Regions from separate parts of the Homo sapiens genome. Here regions 2 and 3 are each linked to region 1. The links are chromatin loops, found by intact Hi-C in ENCODE. Cell type or tissue: heart left ventricle. All regions are shown on one strand.

What was found. Hi-C counts contacts between places; a loop is a spot of excess contacts. Peaks named below come from ENCODE experiments on the same cell type or tissue, not always from the same donor. Only the 100,000 strongest peaks of a DNase experiment are listed, where the experiment ranks them.
Region 2: a loop joins it to region 1, with 2.5 times the contacts of the local background. A loop is called at or near these places in 4 of 110 quality-filtered maps.
Region 3: it touches region 1 in a loop (6-fold over the local background); 19 of 110 quality-filtered maps call a loop at or near these places.

The regions. Positions count from the first base shown.
Region 1 is chr1:164,909,689-164,917,688 of GRCh38, reverse strand. LOC107985451 (a long non-coding RNA gene) reads left to right here and starts at 5,314. Exons shown (of 3, transcript XR_001737807.2): 1 at 5,314-5,413; 2 at 7,579-7,726; 3 at 7,864-8,000. RefSeq lists a silencer at 3,163-3,457. In heart left ventricle, a CTCF peak has its summit at 3,257; a DNase peak (open chromatin) is centred at 5,198; H3K4me3 peaks cover 268 bases.
Region 2 is chr1:163,532,641-163,540,640 of GRCh38, reverse strand. No RefSeq gene overlaps it. Among named protein-coding and RNA genes, the nearest start is that of NUF2, 210 kb to the right of the region's middle. RefSeq lists an enhancer at 1,292-2,466. In heart left ventricle, a CTCF peak has its summit at 4,663 (motif pointing left); no DNase peak of the experiment used is centred here.
Region 3 is chr1:164,782,643-164,790,642 of GRCh38, reverse strand. The region is part of intron 2 of PBX1 (PBX homeobox 1); the gene reads right to left. Among named protein-coding and RNA genes, the nearest start is that of PBX1-AS1, 12 kb to the right of the region's middle. In heart left ventricle, a CTCF peak has its summit at 3,127 (motif pointing right); DNase peaks (open chromatin) are centred at 3,142, 4,797 and 6,264; H3K27ac peaks cover 1,997 bases.

The DNA of each region.
Region 1 (8,000 bases):
AACAGCAAGTCCTAGGTGCCTCCCTCTGGAATTAGTCTTTGATGAGTGTTATTGACTTAGCTCCAAGTTGCTGGCTATTCAGGGCAGGATAACCTTCATCTTCACATGTGTGCCCAGGTCGTGCCTGCAGCTTCCTCTAGGAGCAAGGGTATTTCATCTTCCAACTCCAGGGCATTTGTCCTGCAGCACCTGGAGTAGAACGATAACTCCTGCCATGGGATGCTCCTGGCAATTCACTTGGCAGAAGTGAGGGGCTCAGAGGCTCTCTTCACAAATCTCTAAATCAACTGGCCATGCAGTTGTGGGAGCAGTAGCAGCTGTTTCAGAGGCAAAGGCCATTCATCTTCTGCCTTTTATTCTCTTGTTTCTGGGGAACCTGGAAGAGTGAAGTTGTCTGCCACCAAGCATTGCCTACCTGAGTGTTCACTAAGGTTCACGCAGGACTATGGAATATGCTGGGTGCCTTCAGAAAGCTTCCACGTGGAGGGCAGGGTTCTTTTATGAAAAGGCCTTAGAAGCACAAAGGTTCTGTTTTAAAAGAGCTCCTGAAACCCAAAGTTCCTGCTCTACAGTTCTGTTGTCACTAGACAATACAAATCAGAAATTTATTGGGCCCAGTCCTGTTCTAAGAACTGAGGGAGATTCAGAAAAAAAGGATAAGATGGTGAATCTGAGCTTCTGGTTGAGTAGTGGTAGTAGTACCTAGGGGAGGTCTCAGGGAAGGGCTTTAGTTATCCCCCACTAATCTCTGCCCTCCTCTTGAACTACTAAATAAGCCTGAGATTTATTTTTTTAAAGGAAGATTTGCCTGGTTAACATGGTTCAACAACTCCATATGGATGTTTAAAAGAAATCACGCACGTAACATCTCCAAAGCTAAACTCTTTTCCGGCCTGCACATCCCCAGTCTTCATCTCAGTTGACAAGTGATGCTATCCTTCTTTAGAGAAGCCTTTGAGTCATTCCTGAGTGGAGTCAGGCTACTCTCTGTTAGTAAGTCCTGTTGAATCTACCTCCAAAAAAAGCCAAGATTTACCCCCCAAAAGAGCCAAAATCTAACCACTCTCATAACCTTCACTTCTTGCACCCTTGCCTAAGTCATCTTCCTCTCTCACCCAGTTTTACAACAACAGTCTCCTGACAGGTCTTCCTGTTTCTGCCTTTGCCCGCAATTATAGTCTATCCTCAACCCAGTGTAAGAACGACTCTTAAAATGAGGAGTCGGAAAATGGGATTTCTCTGTCCAAAACACTTTCAGGGTCATGCTTTCTTGTGCAAGGAATAAGCCACAGTACTTTGGTTACCTCCACAGTCCTCCATGGACTGCCCTTCCTACTACCTCTGATTTCATTCCCTACCACATTTCTTTTTCCTTCTGCTCCAGTCATATTATCCCAAAATCTCCAGCACAGTCTTTCTCAGTACCTTGTGCTTGTTGTCCCTTCTACCTGGAAGCCTATTTGCTCAAGATATCCACATGGCTCAACCCCTCACGTTTGTTAGGTCTTTGCTTAAGGCTCTCTCTCTCTCTACCTTATATAAAACCTTCACTATCTCCCTTTTGCTGCTTTATTTTTCTAGCATTTATCACCATCTGCCACAGTTTATAGTTTACATTTATGTCTCCCCCACTCCCCACTAGTATCTAAGCTCCTTGAGGGCATTTTTTTTTAATCTGTTTGATTCAGTTTCATGGAACAGGGCCCAGCATATATAAGGCACTCAACAAATATTCACTGAATAAAGGAACCAAAGAACAGTAACATTGTATATATCAATATGCCACATGAGGCAGGTGCTATATATATGATTTCATTTCATCTTCACAACCTCCCAAAAAGCTAGGTATTATAGTTACATGTCCCACCACAATTAACCACGAGAAAGTCCAGGCACAGAGAGGCTAAATGACTTGCATTCAATCAGCAATGATCACAATCACATTTCAGACTCACATCTGTCTACCTCCTAAATTCATGTTCCCAACCACTCTACTCAATTCCTTCCTCTTACAGTCCCCCAGACAACCAGAGCTACTGGGATCTCCAAGGAAAGAGAAATGGATTGTCACGGTGGGGGATCTGCAAAAGCTTCCCCCCGGAGATAGAATTTGATGTGGACCTTAGCAGATGAATAAATTCTAACAGGTAGAGAAAATACCAGGTGGCATTCTAAGCTGGGGAGAAGCATGAGAGGTATGGAAGCAGAGCAATTCAAATGTGTTCATCCAGGGGTGGCTTAGATAGGCAACCTCCTCATCCCAGTTTGCCTTGGACTTCCTGGTTCTAGCATCAACAATCCCGTGTTCTGGGAAAACTGGGACAGAGGGTCTCCTAAGTGACAAATGGATCAGGTTTAATAGGGTAAAGCATTCATTGTGCACATTGTTGAGGAAATATTGAAAGTAAAAGTGGCAAAGAGTTTTGAGGCTGAGGAAATGAGTTTGGAGCTCATTGTGCAGGTAAGGGGAAACCTTTGGAGGTTTCGAGAAGGGAATGATATGTGGAAACACAGGGTTACATGAAGCCGGAAAAGTCAATACTAACCTGATTGTGGTGAAGTACTGCCTTTTATGGGGTCGACCATGGTTGCCAGAGGAGCTGACAGTAGAGGGAGACCAATCAAGTCTGGACTCGGCTATCCCAGGTGTTTCAAGGAGCTGCTGCCTCTTGAAATTGGCATTTTCCCCTCTCCTTATAGTTCTCCAATCCTTTTTACATCTGTTACCAACATCATCTCCTGAGCGTGGATAGAGGTATGTCATCTTCCATGCCTTTGCATCCAGAAGTATTTATAAACCTTGGAGACCCAGGGAAAGCCCCTGTCTTGGGCTTCATTTCACATTTTCTCATCACCTCAAGCTTCTCTTTGCTCAGGCCTGGACCTATGAGCTACTTCCTTCTACAGTGGCAGGCCTTGTGGCCAAGGTCCTCTCATATCCTATTCAGTGGGTTGCTTTCATATGAGCGCTTTTCATCCTCTCTTTTGGGAGTTTTACACTTACTGATTCAATGGAAAGCCCTTAATTAAAGAAAAGGATGAGCACAGTGTCCATCCATATTTAAATAGATGAGAAATAAGCACTGGGCAGCCTGCAAGTGGCCTTCATGCTTGGAGAGATCTATGCTCATGTTTATAAACTGCACAGAAGGCAGTGGTGCCAGATAAAAAGACAATCAAAATAAATGCATCTGATAGTTTGTTTCTCCGTGTGGCATACATAATGTCAAATACAACAGTCCTACCATCAGAGGTCCTCAGCACTTCATGAACTACATAGCAAGGGAAGTAAGGCCTCAAATAAACTGTTGTGCAACTGTGATAAGCAAACTCAGGTCTTGGTAGAGCAGAAAACTGTCCTCTGTTCTCACAGATATCTTACACACACACACACAGACACACACACACACCCCTGTTTCTTTTTTAAATCTTCAGAACATACAAATAAATTTTGTCTTAAAAATTGGCTGGGCATGGTGGCTCATGCCTGTAATGCCAACATTTTGGGAGGCTGAGGTGGGCAGATCACTTGAGGTCAGGAGTTCGAGACCAGCCTGGCCAACATGGTGAAACCTCGTCTTTACTAAAAATATTTAAAAAAAAAAATTAGCTGGGCATGGTGGCTCACACTTCTAATCCCAGCTACTCCTCCAAAGGCTGAGGCAAGAGAATTGCTCGAACTCGGGAGGTGGAGGCTGCAGTGAGTGGAGATCACACCGCTGAACTCCAGCCTGGGTGACAGAGTGAGACTCTGTCTCAAAAAATAAATAAACAAAAAATAAATAAATATGAATAAATACAAGGTCCACAGAAATAACTGACCTCAGTGCCTAGGAAATCATTTGCCTCCAGTTTCCTTCAGAAGTAAAGTCAGGTTTCACTCAAAGGTCAAGAAGCCAGAGCTCAGTTCTTCCTAGCTGTACCTCAAGCTTAATTTGCTAGGTGAATAGGAGGTGATGTCCAGCAATTGCAATGAAAGCAAGCTCTTCAAATGGAGCAACTGTAGTCTGCACAATGAGATGTCTTGGAATCAGCCAGACTCGCCCTCCATCCCACCATGCTTTCTGAGGTGATGAGGATGGAAACAGAAAAAGAGGCTCTGGCATTATAGAACCCTGATGGGCGGTGGCAAAGGGTGGAACCCAGAACTGGCTGAGCTTCTTCTTCTTTCCTCCATTTTCCCCACTCATTTCAATGTTGCTGATTTGCATTCAGAAGGAGCTGAATTCAGTCTGGATACATCAGTTACTAGCTGCGTGAACTGAGTAACTTACTTAACTTCTAAACTTAAGTTTATTCATGTATAAAACAGGGAAAGTTTCTTGGTAATCTGAAAATTGCTACAGTGTTGTAAGAACTTAGCATAGTACCTAGTATATAGTAAGAGGTAGGAAGTAGTAACTGGAGTTACTATGCCTTCGGCTAGTCTATTTTCTTGCTTCCTCTATTCTTACTTCTCCTGCTCACCCATCTCACACCCTAACTTCAACTCCCAACCCAGGGACAGTAAACTGATACTTGCTTTCACCTGCCATTGATTGATTTGTGAGATGGGCTGCCTCACAAAACCACTCTTAGGAATTTAACGGGATTTGAAATTTAAAACCATCTCTTATTCATGTGTGGCTCAGACATTGCTTTGAACCTGGTTAGTTCAAGATTTTTTTTTTAAGATGGATATATGTTTAAAAAGCTCACAAGTCCTCTTGGGCACCAAATGGCTCTTTGGAAAGAATCCTGTGACAAGTTTATTGTAAATGAACCAGAAACATAGAGATTAAATTCCTCCTGAAATACTTCTGGGTGTGGAAATTAAGAAAAAAGCAATTGCAAGATGTCTCCAGTTTTGCAGACCTGCATGCAGCTGGCTTCCCTTAAGGCTGCCTGCTGAGCTGTGGGAAGAGCTCGGCTGGCTTGGCCAGGCCTCCGGGGTACCCCTGCAGCCGTGGGGTTACTTATTCCTGAGATGGGGCAGCGGAGGCAATTTGATGGAGGCAACTTTCATTCTAACTGCTCTTCCGGCAAAGCTCCTCTCTGGGGATCTCAGACTGGCACCTTTCACCATTGTTAAATTCACTTAAGATAAAAGCGACACCAGGCAAATGACAAGGGAAGAGCCATTAAGGGATGAGCGTAAGCAGTGACTGACAGGCAGGCTCTGCGAAGCGCTCAGCTGCCAGCCCCAGCCTTGGCAGGAATCATCACCCCGAGTGCCTCCCATAGCCAGCGCTTGACAAATGGGCAAGATTCAGTCCAAGCCTATGGGCTCAGCCCTTTGTTTCCCAGAGCCTCAGCCTCCATGCCTATTCACCCACACACTACCAGCCCCTCCACCCAGGAACAGCATCAGCAACCACGCAGAGAGGAGCCCATTGCTGCTGAAGGTGAGAGGCTGTCCTCTGCCTGCTTTCAGGTGAGTGCCTGCGGGTGGTGAGCCATGGAGCATGGACGACTACGAATTCATTCACTGCATAGTTAGGAGAGACGATATGAAGATTGAACTCAGCAAACCATAGAAAATACACACCCTGCCAAGTCTGTCTTTTATACTGTTGTTTTTCAGTCCAAGTGTAAAATTATGTTGGCCATCTTGGTCTTTTCTTGGGATTGTGCACAAGGACACCCAATGGGACTCCTTGCTGGGATATACTCACCATGCAAGCGGGCTCATACAGGTGTCCTGCAACACTGGCTCTTAGTAAATTACTTGCTAAATAATGTTTTTTTTATTATTAAGGTTACTTCTTTTATTGGAAAAAAATTAGAAAAATACAAAAATAAAAACCTACAAAGAACAATGGCAATCACATAGAAGGTCCATAATTGTTAATATATTATTGCATTTCTTAAGTGCAAAGTCTCCATAGCCAGATTGCATGGGGTCATATTCTTGCTCTGCCACCTATCAGCTGTGTAAGCTTGGGTGAGTTACTTAACTTCTCTGTGCTTTCATTTCCGCATCTTTAAAATGAAGATAAGTATAGAACCCACCTCATGAAGTTATTGTAAGCATTAAATGAGTTAAAACCATAAAGCTCAGAACACTACAAAGACTCATTAAATGTTAGCCGTTATCATGCACCAATTTTCACTAACCTGTCATTGTAGTTGTGATTCCATTATATCAGTGCTTCTCTGCCTAGGGAGATTTTGACCCCAGGGAACATTTGACAATATCTGGAGACATTTTTCGGTTGTCACAACTAAATGAGTTGGGACTACTGTCATCTAGTGGGTAGAAGCCAGGAATGCTACTAATCTTCCTACAATGCACGGGATAGCCCTCAATGATAAAGAATTGGCCACTCAAAAATGTCAACAAGTGCCAAGGTTGAAAAACCTACATTAGATTACTATACACATTGTGACAGATCCCAGTCCCCACTTGCTCCCTGTGGATTTCAGCTGTCCCTCGGGGCATGTCTTGCAGGATCCTGGAGTCTCACATATGCTTGGGAACACAACTCTTTCCTGCTCCAGCCTGCTTGCCATCCATGCTGCTGCTATTCTCCATGAGATGGCTCTTTTGGTGGGCACAGGTACCCTGTGCTGGTGCCAGCCAGAAATGAGTGGGAGGGTGGAGAGAGGCTGACCAGTGACCCTCTCTTAAATCTAAGGCCCTTCTTGTTCCTTAGATTCTGAAGTGGCATAGTTAGAGGCTAGCAGACTTTTACCAACATAGTTCTTCAGCTTTTCTCCCTAACTTCTCTCTCACTTGAGACTCAAAACCTGACTCTGGCTGGGTTTTGAAACAGAGTCCATGCCATTGAAATCATTCCCACCGCCTTTTCCCTCCATCACTTTGGCTATCTTCATCCCCAATATGTCTTTCTCTTTCTTGAGCCAAAAAACATAAAGATCTCATGAATATCAGTCTTAACAACTCATACAAATAGATTCTTAGGGGCAGCAAGCCAAAAATATCCATATCTCAGCAATATTCTTTCTTGTACACACAAACTTAAAGATACATAACTTTTTAAAACAAAAGCGTGATTTTACTACACACTCTGACACCTTACTCTTTCACTAAAGAAAATGGCATTAACACATTCGGATGTCACTAAATTGTCTTCTATATCACCATTTTATTGACTGTATAGAATTCCATTTTGTCACTATATAATATCTTTGGGTCCATTCCCCTTTTATTAGACAGGGAGGTTATTCCTTAATGTTGAAAATTATAAGAAATGCCACATTGAATATCACTGTAAAGCAGCTTTTCATACTTGTTTAGTATTTTTCTAGGATAAATTTCTAGAATATAATTTAAGGTTTTTTGATACATACTATAGAAAAAAAATTGTGACAGTTAGTTTTATGTATCAACTTGACTGGATCACAGGATGCCCAGATAGCTATTTAAACATGACTTCTGGGTATGTGTGTGAGGATGCTTCCAGAAGAGATTAGAATTTGAATTGGTGGACTGAGTAAAACAGTTGTCTCTCCCCCGTGTGGAAAAGCATCATTCAATCTGTTGAGAGTCTGAACAGAACAAAGGGATGAAGGAAGGATGAACTTGCTGTCTGCCTGATTGCTTGAGCTGGGACATCCATCTTCTCCTGCCTTTAGGACTCCTGGTTCTCAGGCTGCTAGACCTGAACTGGAATCTACAGCCACTGGCTCTCTGGCTTTCAGGTCTTCAAACTACATCACCAGCTTTCCTGGGCCTGAACCTTGCCAATGACAGATTGTGGGACTTCTCAGCCTCCATAAACATGTGAGCCCGTATTTTATCACCAATATTTTTATCTATATCTATATATTTATATATCTATCTGTATCTATATCTCCTATTGGGTTTCTTTTTCTGGAGAACTCTGACTAATACAAAAGGATTTACGAACTTTGTTTTAGCCAACAGCAACTGCCCATTGGAAGCACATTGGAATGGCAATCCAACATCCAAAATGGCTGGGAAAGTGAAGTACTTCAGTTATTGGAATATACTAGTTAGCTGACAATTTCCATCTGCCAATATCACAAGTGAGAGG
Region 2 (8,000 bases), 1.4 Mb after region 1:
TACATAGGTAAACGTGTGTCACAGTGGTTTGCTGCACCTATCAACCCATCACCCAAGTATTAAGCCCGGCATACATTAGCTCTTTTCCCTAATGCTCTCCGCTCCCCCACCACCCTCCCCCGACAGGCCCCAGTGTGTGTTGTTCCCCTGCCTGTGTTGCAGGACTTTTCCTTAGTTCAGCTAAAGACGGGGTTCTTATCACACAGCCATAAAGATTTAGGCGTGCAAACTGTTTTGAAGGGTGAGCAGGGCAGGGTTTATTAGGCATAAAGGTAAAAAGGGGGAACAGGAGCTCAGCGGAGCTAGAGTCCTCCTAGTACAGGCTTCCCACCTCACAGTTCTAATCCCAGGTTCCACCCAGGAAGGGGAAGGGCCAGGCTCCTCCCCACTGCAAATGGCGTGAATTTCTGTGCCTCCACCCCAGCTCAGGTTGGTGGGGGGCTCTGCCTGGAAGCCCTTCCCATCTGGCTGTCTCACCTGTGTCCATGTATTCTCATTGTTCAGCTCCCACTTACAAGTGAGAACATGCATCCCTAGATATTTGCAAAGTTCTCTGAGATTTATTAATAAAAGCTGTGCTGTGAAGATAAAATTTTTAAAAATGATGTACATCTCAGAAAAATTAACTCAAATGGCTTAATGGCCATCAGCACCTAACATTGTATAGTCTACTAAATTGATAAATCTTCTTTAAATGTACCTCATCCAATGGAAAATGCTAAATATCTTTTCATCTTTTAATAGGAGCTAAATAAGAAAAGCCACGTGAGCTAGAGTTTTCTCTTCATTCAACCTTCAATATTTTATCTCAGTTGTTCATTGATTGTCCATGTTGATTTAAGACTGTCCTTCTGGGGAAGACTAAGGTATGACGTTTTGTGAAGTTATGCTCGACAGTATAAGTCTGTGCAGTAGGCAGAAGTGTTACTTTTCTCATTGAATTGATATTTGTGTATAGTAGTGTGGCGTATATTTCCATCTCTCTCTAAAGCATATGAGAAGTTAATTTGGCAGGGCATACCATCTCCCGTTTGTGAACCTTTGTTTCCCATCTGTGTTGTAAAGAGGTTGGACTCAAGTGTTCTTTCCAACTGTAGCACGGGGTGCTTCTCTATTTATTATTCACACTATATATGTCTTAAGTTATACTTAATAAATTTTTTTCTAAAGATAGCCATCTATAGAGAGGGAAACAGGTCACCAAAAAAGGGTGCCAACATTTCTCTTGAATAATAGAATAGACCCTCATCTGTGTAAAATGGTTTATAAGTGGCTCAGCCAAAATACAGGGAGGACAAAAGGAAGGGGAAAACAGCAGGGTTGACCCAAGTGAGCTCTGCACATTCACTCTGGCTCACTAATGTTCTGTGTGTGCACATAATAAGTGTTTAATAAATGTTTGTCAAATAAATAAAGTCCATGTGCACTTTATGCCTCTCTGGCTCTCAAAGCACTTTCTCATGCATTATCTCATTTGACCCCACAATATCCTTACAAAGTGGCTACAGCAGGTATTCTTAACCCTGTTTTCCAGATTCAAGAAACCGAGCCTCAGAGCATTTGAGTGATTATGCCCAGGTCACAAAGCTAGTAAATGGCAGAGCCAGGTCTCAAACGGAGGGCTTTTAACTTCAACTTCTGTGTTCTTTCCATGGCATTATGCAAGCCTCGTAATTCTAAGATACAGTCCTAAAATAACACAAAAGACTCAGCCAGCCTCCTTCTTTATTCCCTTGACCTCATTAAAGCTTTAAATGGAACTTGTCCTCACAAACTTAGGGTGCAACATCAAATCCGTCTGAGTTTCTAGGGCACGTAGCAACAGCTTGCTTTAATCTAATAATTGGCTGAAGTAGAACCACAGAAAGAACATAAAAAAGGCAAATTGTTATTTTTCAAAACCAAGCCATTCCCTGCCTAAAAGGTTCACAGCTTTTTCCTTTTCCAAGAAAATATTTATCCCCCTAAAAGATTTCTTCCCGTTAACAATATTTTTACAGCCTTTGTGATACTTTTACAGCATTTTAGATGCAATCTAAATACTATATATTTCAAGAATGGAACCATTACATTAAGAACGCTGCATGTGTTTAATAGTGTCTTTTATGAGGTTTATTAAAAGAAGCCATAAATTTCTGAGAAAGGTTTAAGCCATATTACATTGATCTTACTTCTCATTTAAACAAAATGTAAACTTTAAGTAAAACCTTGATGTGGAATGTAAACTCGCTCATATACCCTGAGCTTACTCATTCACATGTGCCACCTTTAAAATATTAAATCATCTATGAAGCACTCCATTTCTTTGAGTGTTTTCCAATCACAACAAATAGCTTTCCGGTGATTGCTTGTACCTGTTGAATTTCTTGAATTCATTCACAGAGAGGAATGGGTGGATACAGAGCAGGGTTTTCAAATCATTCTGGGCTCTGCATGCCTAAGGCAGCTTGCAGCCCAGGTTAACTCTTGAGTTGCCCTCTCCAAAAATAAACTCATATGCCAAAGGTAGGTGCTTTTATCCCCATTTTATAGATGGAAACACTAAGGCACAAATAAGATTGAGCAATTTTCCAAAGTCACACAGTCAATAAGGAAGAGTCAGTGTGTAAACCCAGGCAGTCTGGCTCCAGATGGCTGAAGCCCAAGCTTTGCTCCAGAGTCTGATTCTATCCTGCCTTCTTTATAGGATTATGAGGATTAGATGAGGTAATACACAGAAAGCATTTAGCACAGTGCTTGACAGATAGCACTCAACAAGATTAGCAATTATTAACATCATTAGCTAGTGCGTGTTAAGGCTGATAGTTATTACCAGAGCCATCCTTCACAAGGGTCAGAGCAAACTGTGCTATGTACCCAAAATTACCCTCTGTAATATTGTGATATAATAAGAAATATATATTTGATTTTCATCTGCAGTTTCTGGCACAGAGCTCCTAAAACCCTCAAAATTTCTAAGTGATAGAGGTAAGAGGAGCATCTTTTGTTATTCATAACAAGCTCCTTTCAACCATACCTGAGTTTATGTTAACGAGATAACTGATGGCTGGAAGCCCCTAGATAGTTTTAGGATGAGAGCTGGTTGCCAGAGGAATCAGCAGTGTGACTAGAGGGTTGAAACTTCAGCCCCTAACCTCCAGGGAAGGGTAGAGGGGCTGAAGATTGAGCGAATCACCAATGGCCAATAATTTAATCAATCATTCCTATACAATAGAACCTTCATAAAAACCCTAAACCATGGGGTTTAGAGAGGTTCTGGGTTGGTAAAGGAATCTATATGCCAGGGAGGGGAATAGCACACCCCAAACTGCAAAGGAACAGAAGCTCCTTGCTCTAGACTCTTCCTGACCTCACCCTATGTACCTCTTTACCTGGATGTTCATTTGTATCCTTTATAATAAACTGGGAGATGTAAGCAAAGTGTTTCCCTGAGTTCTGAGAGTCATTTACAGCAAATTATTGAAACTGAGAAGGTGATTGTGGGGACTCCTGATTTGCAGCCAAGACATATAAAATCATGGCAACCTGGGGAACCTCTACTTATGATTCGCTTCTGAAGTAGGGGGCAGTCTTGTGGGTCTGAACCCTTAACCTGCGGAGTTTCAACTCACTTCAGGCAGTTAGTGTCAGAATTGAATTAAATGGTAACATTTCTATCTGGAATGTTCTCTCATTACTCCGCATGGCAAACTCTTATTAATCCTTCAATACAAAGGTCACATGTCATCCTCTCAATTTCTTCTTTACAAACTTTGTTGACATTTATTAAATCATATTTAAAAGGTTGCATTTTACTGATATGTTTACATGTCTCTCTCTCCCACGGAAGTCCAGACGGTAAAATGCTTGAAGAAATGGGCCATGCATCTCCACGTCCTTTCACCTCACACAAAGCCTGGACCAAAAGAGATTTTTCTTAAAAACCTGGCAAGTAAATGAGTGCATGATTACCCTTGTGATCTTAGCCTACTCATTTTACCTCAAAAGCTGGTCATGTCAGAATCAAGAACCAGAAAAAAAAAAAAAAAAAACACCTTCACCCAATGCTGTACCTAAGCTGAGATCTACGGAAGTCATGGAGCAAAATCAGAAATACTGAACTTTCACCTTTGTCAGCTGATGGAAAATAAAGCTGTAGGCTCAGCCTCAGCTGTCATAAAGCTAGCCCAAGTTAAGTTACCTCCTGCTGCTTCACAAAGTTCCTCCTTATGCCACTGTGTCCCAATTTCCCATTTCAGTTCCTCTAAGAGTTAGGCCTCGGTGGCTTCTGTCAATTATTATTCACGTGCTTTCTCAGAAACGACTTGCACATCTTAGAAAGGAGTAGGTGCTCCCTGATAAGGCCTGAGTTGAAGGAATCAAATCCAGGGTTTTTAGAAAGCAGGGAGAAAATGGCTTCCATCAGAGAGCCAATATGGGGAAAGTTTAAAACTTCCAAGTGGGTCTGGAGATTTACAAGAGCTTTTTATAAACAGGTGATCATCACCCCTCACTCTTATTTATTTCACAACCTACCTTCTGCTATATTTTGTATTTTGGGAAGAAAGCCATTTATGTATCAGTTTTCTTATGGAATGGTTAATGTGGTCAGCCTGAACTCAGATATTATCTCACCTAACTAGCTATGTAGTAGTGACATCTACTGGGGAACACGGTCACTTCAGAGTTTTTATTTGTGTAGTGTACTAAGAAACTTTAAAATGTTGACTCACTTAATGTTTGTAACAACCCTATGAGATAGTTAATATTATAATCTGCATTTGTTGGATGAGGAAACTGAGACAGAGCAATGAAACAACTAGCCGAGTGTCATACAGGTATCACGTGGCAGAGCTGGGATGTGAATCCAGAGCAGCATGGCTCCAGCGTCTGTGTGCTTAAACATGAAGATCTGCTGCCTGTTCTGTCATTCATCATCTGAACTCCGAATATGCCCACTAAATAGCATTTTGCCTATTGTTTTGAAGCTATGTGTTTATATTTTCAATTCCCCAATAAACACTGTTCCTCTCAGGGCAGGGTCTGTGTTTCATTTTTATATTTGCAATGTCAGCACTTAGCACAGTTCCTAACACATAATAGGCGTTTAATAAATATTTGTTAAATAAATGTTGCATAAATGAATGAATGAGCAAAAGACTATCTTCGTGTTTGAGGGCAGGTCTAGAGTGGAGAGCGAGAGAATGGTCAGCAAGGCATGGCTGCTCTCTTTGGAGTCATCATACTTCACAATATGGTTTTCAGAAATGCACATGAATGAGAGTTGCGGCATCTATAATTCAAGTCTACTAATCCTTGAGCTTGTGAGAGGTGTCTCATAGCTTTTAGAATTAAGTCCACATTTCCTAGCTTGAAATAGAAGACCCTTTGGGATCTGGCTCCCAACTACCTCTCCAGCTTCTGGGTTTACCACAATACCCTGCATCCTTCCCAGTGATCTTATGCTGCTTGTGAGTCTCTGTGCAAGCCATGCCCTCACACCTGCAAGCTTTGACATTGTCTTTAACCGGAATCCTCTTTGCAACTTACCAGGCCCCTTCTTACTTTGCCTGAGCAAATCATATTCATTTTCAAAATTCAGGCACCATCTCTTCTAAGAAACTTTCCCAGAGGTGACAGGGCTGATACTCTCTTCTGTGGCACAATAGCATCATGGGTAGAGGAAGTGCTCCAGGGTGCAGCTAAGAGGCCTGGGATTGAATCCCAGCCTGACCATTTACTAGATGTGTGACCTTAGGTGAGTGGCTTAATTGTTCTGTGCATTAGTCCTCCCATTTTCAAAATGGGAGTATTGAAAAACACTATCTACTTCATAGTGTTGTAAGCATTGAATGAGTGAATAAATGTACTATGTTTAGAATGGTGCATAGTAAGGGGAATTGAAGTGTTTGCTATGATTATCCCAATATTTTCTACTCATCTTTCTTTTCCTACCAGTCAATGAGTTCCATAACCAGAGGCTGTTTCTTCAGTGTCTTTATGTCCACAGGGCCTAGCAAAGTACCCGTTAGGAAACAATAAATGCCTGGGAGGGAGAGGGAAGAGAGCAATGTAGAAATAAATGTGTTTTTGTGTGTGTGTGTGGTTATAATGCCCTGCAAACAGAATTAGACAGTGTATAAGCTCTGAGCAAGAAATGGAGCAAAGATGGAGCAAAGAAGTACATTTCATTTTGGCTTTGCCTCATTCTTCTCTCTGGGTTGTTCTGTGCCAAAGTTCTTCTCTGGTTGCTTCATCCCCTCAGCCCCTTTCCTACTGTCCAAACCCATCCCCCACCAAGACATCTTTTGAAAGTTACAACCACTTCCACACATGGAAAACATATTGAAGCCATTCTGGATGGTCCTTATGAAGGGACAGAAACCAAAGCGATATGGTCTTTCTGGGGCCAGGCCTCATCAGCTGAGTAGGGAAACATCTCTGTAGGTACAATGTAAAAAAAAGCTAAAATGCATTTGGCTCCAGAATGCTTCCCCTGCCTCTCTCCCTCCACAGCGGAACATTCCGGTATTAGACTCATTCCTTGGTTTAAGTCATTGTATTTCTAGAAAGACTTCATTCCAAATACAAAGATGCTACTCAGAAGACTAATCTCATTTATACACATGGAAGGATTTCTTGTTCCCATGGAAAGCAGAGACCTAGAGACTTTTAGGTAATGAGCTGGTTCAAGTTACAGAGAAAAATAAGGGTTGCCATTTATCAAGTACTTTCTATGTGCTATTAGGCTCCATGAAAATGTCTTTTAAACATTTGACTTTTAAGTGCTGTGTTAAGAAGGTGGGGCTGGGTGGTTGGCCCTAACTGGTATCCCTTTGTTGATAGGAGGAGGAGAGTTTCTGAGGAGATAGGGCAGCTCAAACGAGGGAGAGGTGTGGGCAGTGGGTCAAATACCTCCAAAGGTAAGCCCATATTAGACCGTTTTAGGAGAAGCTGCTTGTGGGATGAGGCAATGGCATCGTTACTTGGGGGGTCATTCCCATCCCTCACTATATGGCCTCAAATTAAACGTGTATTTTATTACCCTCATTCTCTCCCTTTTCCTCTCTTTTTTATTAGAACCCATTCCCAAAGAGAACCAGGTAGATAAACTCTTTTTGCTAAGACCGTGAGTTGTCCATTCACTCATTTGCCCAGTAGGTGTAGATTGTATACCTACGCCCTGCCATACACAGAGGAAGGCGCTAGGATAAGAAATCCACGCAGACCAGCACCACTCTCAGGTTTACAGAACCCAGAGAGAGCTTCAGGTAAACCTGGTATGACAAATTCTTGAAAATTTCACCCCCTCTTGAGTGGATCCCACCTCCCCTTCTTTGCTACCACCTCTTTTGTCAGCCTTCTTCATCCCTCCCGTGGAATCCTGCAGGAGCATCTTAGCTGTTCTGTCTTAGGTTGACAGTCTCTGACTTCGGAACAAGAACCTTGTCCCTTAACAAGATATGTTAGAAGCTTGGGATCTGGCCCCATTTGCTTCCAGAGCCTCCTCCCCTCCGGCTTTCCCATAAGTCACGTATGTCACCCCAGACCAGAGGAGACTCCAGAAGTCTCCTACAGCACAATGTGTACATATTCATCTCTGAACTTTTAGGCTTGTCCCCACTCTCATTCTGTGGTCATTATTCACTTAATAATTATTCTCACCCTTCACAACTCATCTCCACTGGAACCTTCACCAACCTTCTCAGAAAGTTTCTTCCTCCCCTGTGTGCTCCCAGCGCCTTGTCCAGTGAAACCGATCTCCTTGCTTTAATCATTTTCTTACCTGCATGTTTGCTTCCAGAGGCTGTGACCTTTGGGGTCCAGGAAATGTTTCCTAGTGATATCTGTATTTGCCATCCACGAGGCCCCCATCACACTGAAGACGCATGTTAGAGGCCCAAATTATGCTTGAATGAATCAGTGAATGAGATGAAATGAAAAGAAGAAAAGAAAAAATATTTTAAGGGATAAAATACAGTAGAGTTGTGTAAAAGGGCTATGGGAACTCATACCTGGAG
Region 3 (8,000 bases), 130 kb after region 1:
GTGGATCAGTGGTGGCCATAAAGAGCAAAGAGGACAAAAGGTGCAGGGCAGAAGCTTGGGCTCCGTGGTGAAGTAAAAAAGGATGAGAGGAAGGAAAGGAGGGAGGGAGGAGGGAGAGCAGGTAGCTGGGAAGGAGAAAAGAAGGAAGCCTGCACCCTAGACGCAAACCACAACACTACCACGTCATGATCTTCTCTCTTCAAACCTGAATATGTAATATTCTGCTACACAAAAACAAAATTGCCATAGTGGTGACGGCAAAAGGTTAGGAGGTCATTGAGGTTTATTTTGTGGACTTTTTTTTCCAATAAAATCCTTCCTTTGTAGGCTCAGGAGACTGAATGGGAAACTGCTCCTTTGGCTGATCTTTGCACAATAAGGATTTAGTCACGTTATTGTTTCTTAAATTTATTTACTTAAATCTCCGAAGCACTCTGAAGAACAAATTGCCACTAACAAAGGTTTCCTTAAGAAAGTAGATGGCTGCTGTAACCATGCCCTGAATACCAGGCCCTAAAGGCACCGAAAAGAATCTCGGGGCATCCAAACATCTGGCAGCAGCGCCCAGCAGCCTCTCCTTCACCTCTATGTGGTTGTTTCTCTTTATATGATAAATTTTAATAGCCTTATCCACAAAGAAATTTATGGGTCATTTACAAATTAGAAAAAAAAAAGAATCGCCTCTGAGCCATTAATAAATATAGTTGTTTCACTTTAGCTCGATTATTCAAAACATTGTGCTGGGGCAAAATTCTACTCTCTCATTCGCTCACTGAATCTCATGTCCAATATACTTCCTTCAGAAGAGGCCGTAAGCCCCCACGGCTGGCAGGAACATTCCCCACGAAGCTGAGGCTGGTAACCCTTCAGCTGGGTGTTAATGCCTTCAAGTGGGTCCACCTGGCTACTCCACACCCAACTGGTCCTGCATGCGGCCCAACACTGAGAGATTTTAGGACAACCTCTGGTCTCAACAACAACAGCAAAGCAAAAAAGAATGATGTCCTATTAATGGTCAGGACTTGCCTTGCCAGGGCTAGTGTTAAGCACTGCCTACTTGAGCTGACATCAAGTATCCTACCTCCTCCAATCACATGGGTACCCCAAGCGGCCTCATTCATTCCATCAGCTTATTCCTCCAGCCAAACTCAGTGAGGTATGAAAGAAGGGAGAGGCAAGGCAGAGAGACAGTTCTGATCCTCGCTCCTCCAGGAGCTACACAGGTGATCACGCACACATCACTATGAATATTTCCCATATACCTAATATTAACCTCTGAGAATATTTCCTCTTTCCAACCCCTCTCAGTTTCATGCCTCTGCTCCATCTTTTTAAAACACCATCTTTTTAAAATAGTCAATGGGAAGCACAAACAATTTCACACAAACTCTACACACCTCCTAATTAATACATTTCTTGGCCTTCAAATCTAACTGGTTTTAAATAAAATAAGAAAGGAAATTGTCAAGGCTGGCAAAGAACACTGAAAGGATAAACTGCAAGCCCCTACCCGCCATGGAAGTTTCAGGAGGGTTGCAAAGCTTAAAGCATAAAGCATACTGCCTCTTTTCTTTCAGGTATGAAGGATACATTTAATTGGGCGCAGTGGTGGTGGGTTGGCTGGGGCAAGAAAGTGTTAGTATTTCGCTTAGCTTTCACATCATTTTGTGAATCCTGCAAATAAATACTCCCTAAAAAGAAATTTGAATTCACTATGAGTTAATAGACTTAGTTTCTAAATGTGGCCAATTAGAAATTGATAAGATAGATACAATGCACCACGGCATAAATATTGCTTGCATTTACACTTAGAGTTCAAGACACATAAATAGGTCCCCAATCAGAGTTCTGAAGAAAACAAAAGAATGAAAAGAAAAGGGCGGGGGGGGGAGGGCGGCGGGTAGAAAAACCAACAACAGTCATTTCCAAATTACACCCTTTAAATTATACTCAAATTATGAAAATAGAAAATGATTGTGCAAAAACCCAAAAAAAATTTTTTTAAGGAACAATATGAACAAGGGAAAACCTTAAAAGAAAACCATCTTGCACTATTTTGCATAGAAAATTCAGTTCTGGTGGATTTGGGCTGTGTCTGTAATGCTTGGAGGGGACAGGGATGGACCAATAAACAACCTTGCATGCTCATATTTGTAGCCAGCGCAAGGAGAATCCAAATATACCACTATTAAGAATGGGTGTTGGGATTCACTGATACACAAACTGTTCAGCTCGGCGGTTAAAAAAAAAAAAAAACACCAACATTAAATAAATAAATGAAAAGGGTGATATGTCTAAGCAGAACTGATGCTACCTATTTATTGCTGGAAGCCAGTACTCTGGTGAGTAGGAGACAAAATGATTATTTAAAAGCTCCTTTTTATCTCTGCAGCACCATGCAAGACTCAAATGAACCTTTCGCCAGGACACCAGAGATGTTAACACTCATCCTCCAAGATCCAATTTCAACCAGCGGAGCTGTTACCTAATCCAGCAACCATCACATATGATCAGGTTCCTGCTTCCCTGATGGGTGCCCTGCGCTCTCTCCCTCCCCCTCATCTCTTCCCTCCCCACCCCAGCAGCTTTTTTCTGAAATAGGTTTTAAAGGGCCAAATCCCTTGTTTGTCCTCATGCATATAGGGTTTTAATGGCCAGGCAGGCCCGGACGCGTCCACTACCCGAAAAATGTCATTGATTGCAGTGGATATGCAATCTGCAGAGGGGTTGCGCCCATGAAGATATTTAACCCATTTGGTAATCATTCTTACAGAAAGAGTTTCCTTCCCACAAATCCACCCAATTATGGAAGAGACCAGTTGAGACAGGTAGGTGATTTATACAGGAATTGTCACAAGTCCTTTAAAAAGCTTCTGATGTCACATGTACCTTGCTGCCATCGCTTGCCCTGGGGTTAATTCTTTGGTAAAAGTCCTAAGATAAAGGGACTGTCACAGCATTGTGGGAGCTGCTCTCACCACTTGTCTCCTGCTGTTCTTTCTTTCTTTTTCTTCACACAAGGAGAAAAACAAACCAAACCCAAAGGCATAGTCAAGATCATCCTTGGCGGGAGGGCCGTGTGGCGGGTTGTTTTGTCCTTGGCTGAGTGACGTGGGTCCGGAGCAGCTCCAGCCAATGCCCACTAGAGGGCACTCTTTCTTCACCAAGGACTGGTTCTCCAGGCGGGCGGACAGTCAAGTGTCCAGGTTCATGCTGGGGGAATGCCTCTGCTCAGATTCAAACTTCCACAGGTGGGGGCAGGTTGGGAGGGGAGGAGGGCAGATCTACAGGGAGGGTGGTCTTCAGATTTGGACAACAGTCCAGGGGCCCAAAGCTGAGCTGAGAGAGAGAAACAGATAAAGAACAAGACAGAAAGCAGAGGCAGGTGGTCTGGGGAAAGGCACAAGGTAGCCTCCCAACGGTGTGTGCAAAAAGGCAGGCTCTCTCTGGCTGATCTCTTTGTTTGATTTGTAGGCACAAACCTCCATGCAGAGTGTTCTATTGCCCAGGAGCTCAGTCTTTACCACATCCTACCAGAAGAGTTAGAAAAGAGAGACCAGCTCTCCCCGCCTCATTCCCAAGTCAGCTATGCAGTTTTAGGAAAAGAGCAAAATGCTTGCTTCCTGAGAGCATCAGAGTTATACCTTTTATTTGTTCATAAAGTACTTGCACGCACTGAATTACATCACCTTACAAAACATGAAGTAATGTTCCAAACTTACATAGCAGATAACCGAAGATTATAAAGGCAAAGCACATTTCCCCAAAATCAAAGCAAATGAGACACAGCCGACACTGAACTCTAGATCTTTAACTCTCAGACACTTCAGTCCTCTACAATATTGGAGTTCTGAATCCTTTTCACAACAGGCAGCTACATGGATGTGATATCTATTCTGTGCGTGTGTGTGTGTGCGCGCGCACACACACACACACACACACACACACACACACACACACAGTCTCTTCTGATGCCCAAGGCACACCGATACTCTGGCCAAGAAGAAAACAATCAGATAGTAATGGAAAGAAGGAAGTTTTTTCTATTGATTTCCTAATTTCTTTTAATTTCTCTAAATCTGGTCCTTTCCCATTACCTCTTTCCACCATCATGGTTAGAGCCACTGTATTGGGTGATAGAATGCCCTCTTCTTTCTCAGCCACAGAAATCCACTTACTACAGTCCTATTTCATTTTAAATCTCAGCTCAAAATCCTTCATGAAATCTGCCCTGACGAGAAGAGCCGAAAATGATCTCTAAGCCTCTGAGGCACCAGGGCACGTACTGCCTAGACCACAGCCATGGGGCATCTCAGGACATGCCAGGGCACACCTACCATCTTGCCAGCAAGACTGTGAACTCCTGAAAGGCGGTTCCCCACACAACCTCACAGGGCCCCTGACACTAAATGTCTGTTCCAATATTTCTTAAGAGCAATATAATAAAGAATCAAGGAGGGAAGATACGGGCTGGTGAGATCCAAGGATCTGTGCCTCAGCTTCCTGTTCTCAGCCAGGCAGCCAATTCCCTGTATGTGCTCTCTTTCCCCCTGCATTCCAGTTACAAGTTGTACCAGAGCCAGCATGCTGTTGGGTAGAAGGCTGTTCTCTCTGCCACCTCTTCCATATCCACTTCAAAAAACTGTCAAATCTGCCTTATCAAATCTGACAATTCTAAACAAGCAAAACTACACTGGCATTAAGCCAGAGCTTCCTGGACCCAGCCTGGTATGACCCCAGGAAGCCAACATTACCGGTGACAAAGGCTCTGGGTGCTGGGAAAGGCCTGGTTCCTGACTGGTACCTGGGGAAGAAGCACTCTGTGAGGGCTGACAGGGCCTGGCAGCCAAGGGGCCACATAGAGGTTGTCTCCACAAACAGGCCCTCTGAGGAACGCTCAGTGCAATCAAACAAATTACTGCTCAAGTACCTCCAAGGTGACAGGAATGAGCTGGATCCTGGGACCTTGGATGACCCAGATATGGGCTCCGACTTCAAGAAGCCCATGGTTTACGCTCCTCCAGTCCCTCGGACACAGGACACCAACTGCTTTGAGGCTTGTGGGTACATGAGATTGCCAGGGTGGGTGGATAACAACTGAAAATCTGAAGATTTGTGTGCATCCAACTGATGCACATACACTTCTTCCTCTGATTTTGTTTACTTCCTATAAGCACAATATATCCACAGCCCGGAACCTCCTCAAGTTGAAAAATAACTATGCTCTAATTTGATTCTTCTCAACCAAAGGTGGGACCCAAATCTTCTGTTAGTGTCTTGAAACTCAGGGCAGCAGGTCCTCGTGTTCTTCACTCCTTATTCTCAATCTCTCTGTTTGATGTGAAATGCCTTTTTTAATGGTGATTTTTAAAGAGTTATTCATCAAACAAATAGAAATGACTGATGATTCTGTTTTCTAAATTTTACAAGTCAGCATTACTGATAGGTGTCAGTCAGCGCTTCTGATTATACAGGGAAAGCAGTTACCACCCGAGTTGACACCTTCCAGCCCCAAGTGGAGACCCTGGATGCTGCAGTAGGCCTGGAGCGGCCTCTTCAGATGAGAAGCTGTAGTTTAAGAAATCTCCAAATGTTGAAAGCCACCCTTGTTCCCCCGGGTTGTCTCTCAGCCCTCTAGAATCTCAGAGACACCGAGGTGGGACTTAATCTAGGTCCAGGGTTTCTTAAAGTGGGGGATTTGTATTGAAGGTAAGATATTATTGTTTTTAAGCCATTCCAACTGTTTTTCTTGGTTTGCCAAGCAGGTAGGCCAAGTTCAGGGATTTGAAGGATTTAGTAAATGAACCAAGTTCAGGGATTTGAAGGATTTAGTCAAACAAAGGCAAGAATTTGCGGCCCTCAAATGTTTCAGCCCAGGAATATTTATTGAGCATTTACTATGGTGCCAGGCACCGTGCTGACTTTCCAAATAAACGTGGTCCTGCGAGGAGCTCTTAGATTCACTCGTTTTTCACATTTAGCCAACAGCCACAATGTGTAAAACTTTGTGTGAGGTTTTAGGGCAAGAGATGAAAACAAAATTATATGACACTCTTGAGACAGTTTTAGGTTTTTGTTTGTTTGTTTATGTTTTGTGGTTGTCTTTAGAGAAACACACCAAGTTTTTCTTGTCATCTTTTTCCCTGGGTTAGGTTTTGGCGGTTCTGGTCACGTGCATTTTCTACTTCTCAGGGGATGCATGGGCATGGATCCCATTCACACGTTCCCCACTTGGCACGCTGCGCCTCCCTGGGCCAGCTGGCAGGGAGAAAGCTAATGTGCTGGGCGATAGGCCCCTGCCTTTCTGGATGGGTGCCGGCTGCCTGGGCGAGGGGCTTTGGTCCTTAATAGCTCAAGTCTGGACTGCTGCTCGGGAAACCCCTTTGCCTAAACAGGAGCTACAGAAGTTGGTAGGAGGGCATGACTTACACAAGCTTTGGCCTTAGACTGACATACCCAGAGGTATGAGGAAAGGGGGAAAGCCATCGGAAAGACAGAAGGCCAGGACCAGGACCAGGGCCAGGGAAGGGTGTGTGAGACCTGGATTGCCTGTGGTAACCCATGATACAAGGAACAGTTTCCTTCTTAGTTACACATAAAAAGCATGAAAAATGTGGAGCCATTGGTCGGCAACTTGCTGTGCATTCCGTGGAGATGAAAGCTTCTCTCTACAATGGTATTTCCTAAAGGAAGCAACCATAGAGAAAACAGAAGTTTCTCAATACTCTTTAGCCTTGAGGTAAAAATGTTCTGCAGTTCCGAGTCTCAGTGAGGCACCTAGCACATTGCCTGCTTTCTGGCAAGAGCTAATACATGATAGATTTCCTTGTCCTACCACATTTTAATACCTAGAAAAGTATAAGTATGGGCACGAGCTTTCTTCTGTTAGTGCCACAGCATGGCACAAAAAAAAACGTACACTAAAACAGGCCTTGGGTGTCTAGGTTCAAAGCCAGGCCCAAGACTCCTACTACACGACTTCACCTATGCCTTAATTCTTACTAAGGATTAAATAAGGTTATTTTTACAAAAGCACACAGTAGTGCTTGGTGACTGATAGATTTTAGATTTTTGGTTAAATCTGAATCAATCTCACTGATAAAGATCCCTTTGGGAAGAATAAAAAAGCAGGATAGATTTAGAGTTAAGAGTTTGGTTTTTCTGCGCGTTAGGAATCAACAACACAGAAGAAACCAGGATAAGCCAAGAATATACATACACACATACACGCACGCACACAAATGCACACAGACACCCCCCACCCCCACCTTACTGACCTATGCTTCCAGGCAAGCTCACACTGATACCGTCAAAGGCTAAGGAATCCATAGATCCTCAGCCAATAGAATACATTTCAAAAGGTCTTCTTTCTCTCATCTTTTCTCCTCTTTATAGTCCTTTCTTGCTATTTGCCCAAGTACATTAAGGATCCTGCAGCTTCTTAAGTCTTCACTCAGAGGAGATGCCACAGTCTTCAACCCTAGTCTCCCCTGAGCCAGAGGCGACACCATCCTCCTGGCCTGGCAGAGCTCACACTGGAAGCCTCGGTCTTTCTGAGGCTGGAAGACCCTTCTGGGAACCACTTAGTTCTGAAGTAATCTCACCTTGTGTCAGACGAGCTGGCCTGGAAGTCATCTTTAATGGCTGCTTTCAAATTTCCATTAAAAAATAAATAAATTATAACCAGAAGAGGGTAAAGACACTATTTGTACTCAAAGGTTTGAGGAAGCATGTTTAAGTTTTGATTCTGGGTGGGATCTGTGATTCACAATCACCCTTCTCCGCCAGGATGTAGAGAAACCCCATGGGTGAAATATTACAACGACTTGCCTGGGCTGTGCACACCTCCATGTTGTCTTACCCCGCTGCCGTTGTCACTACTGTCTTGAGGCTACAAATTAGCTTCCAGCTCCTAGTGGCAAATGGCATTTTCCGGCCCATATCTACAAACTGAATAGGAACAGAACTAGTTTTTCTCTAACTTTCCAAACAATTTCATC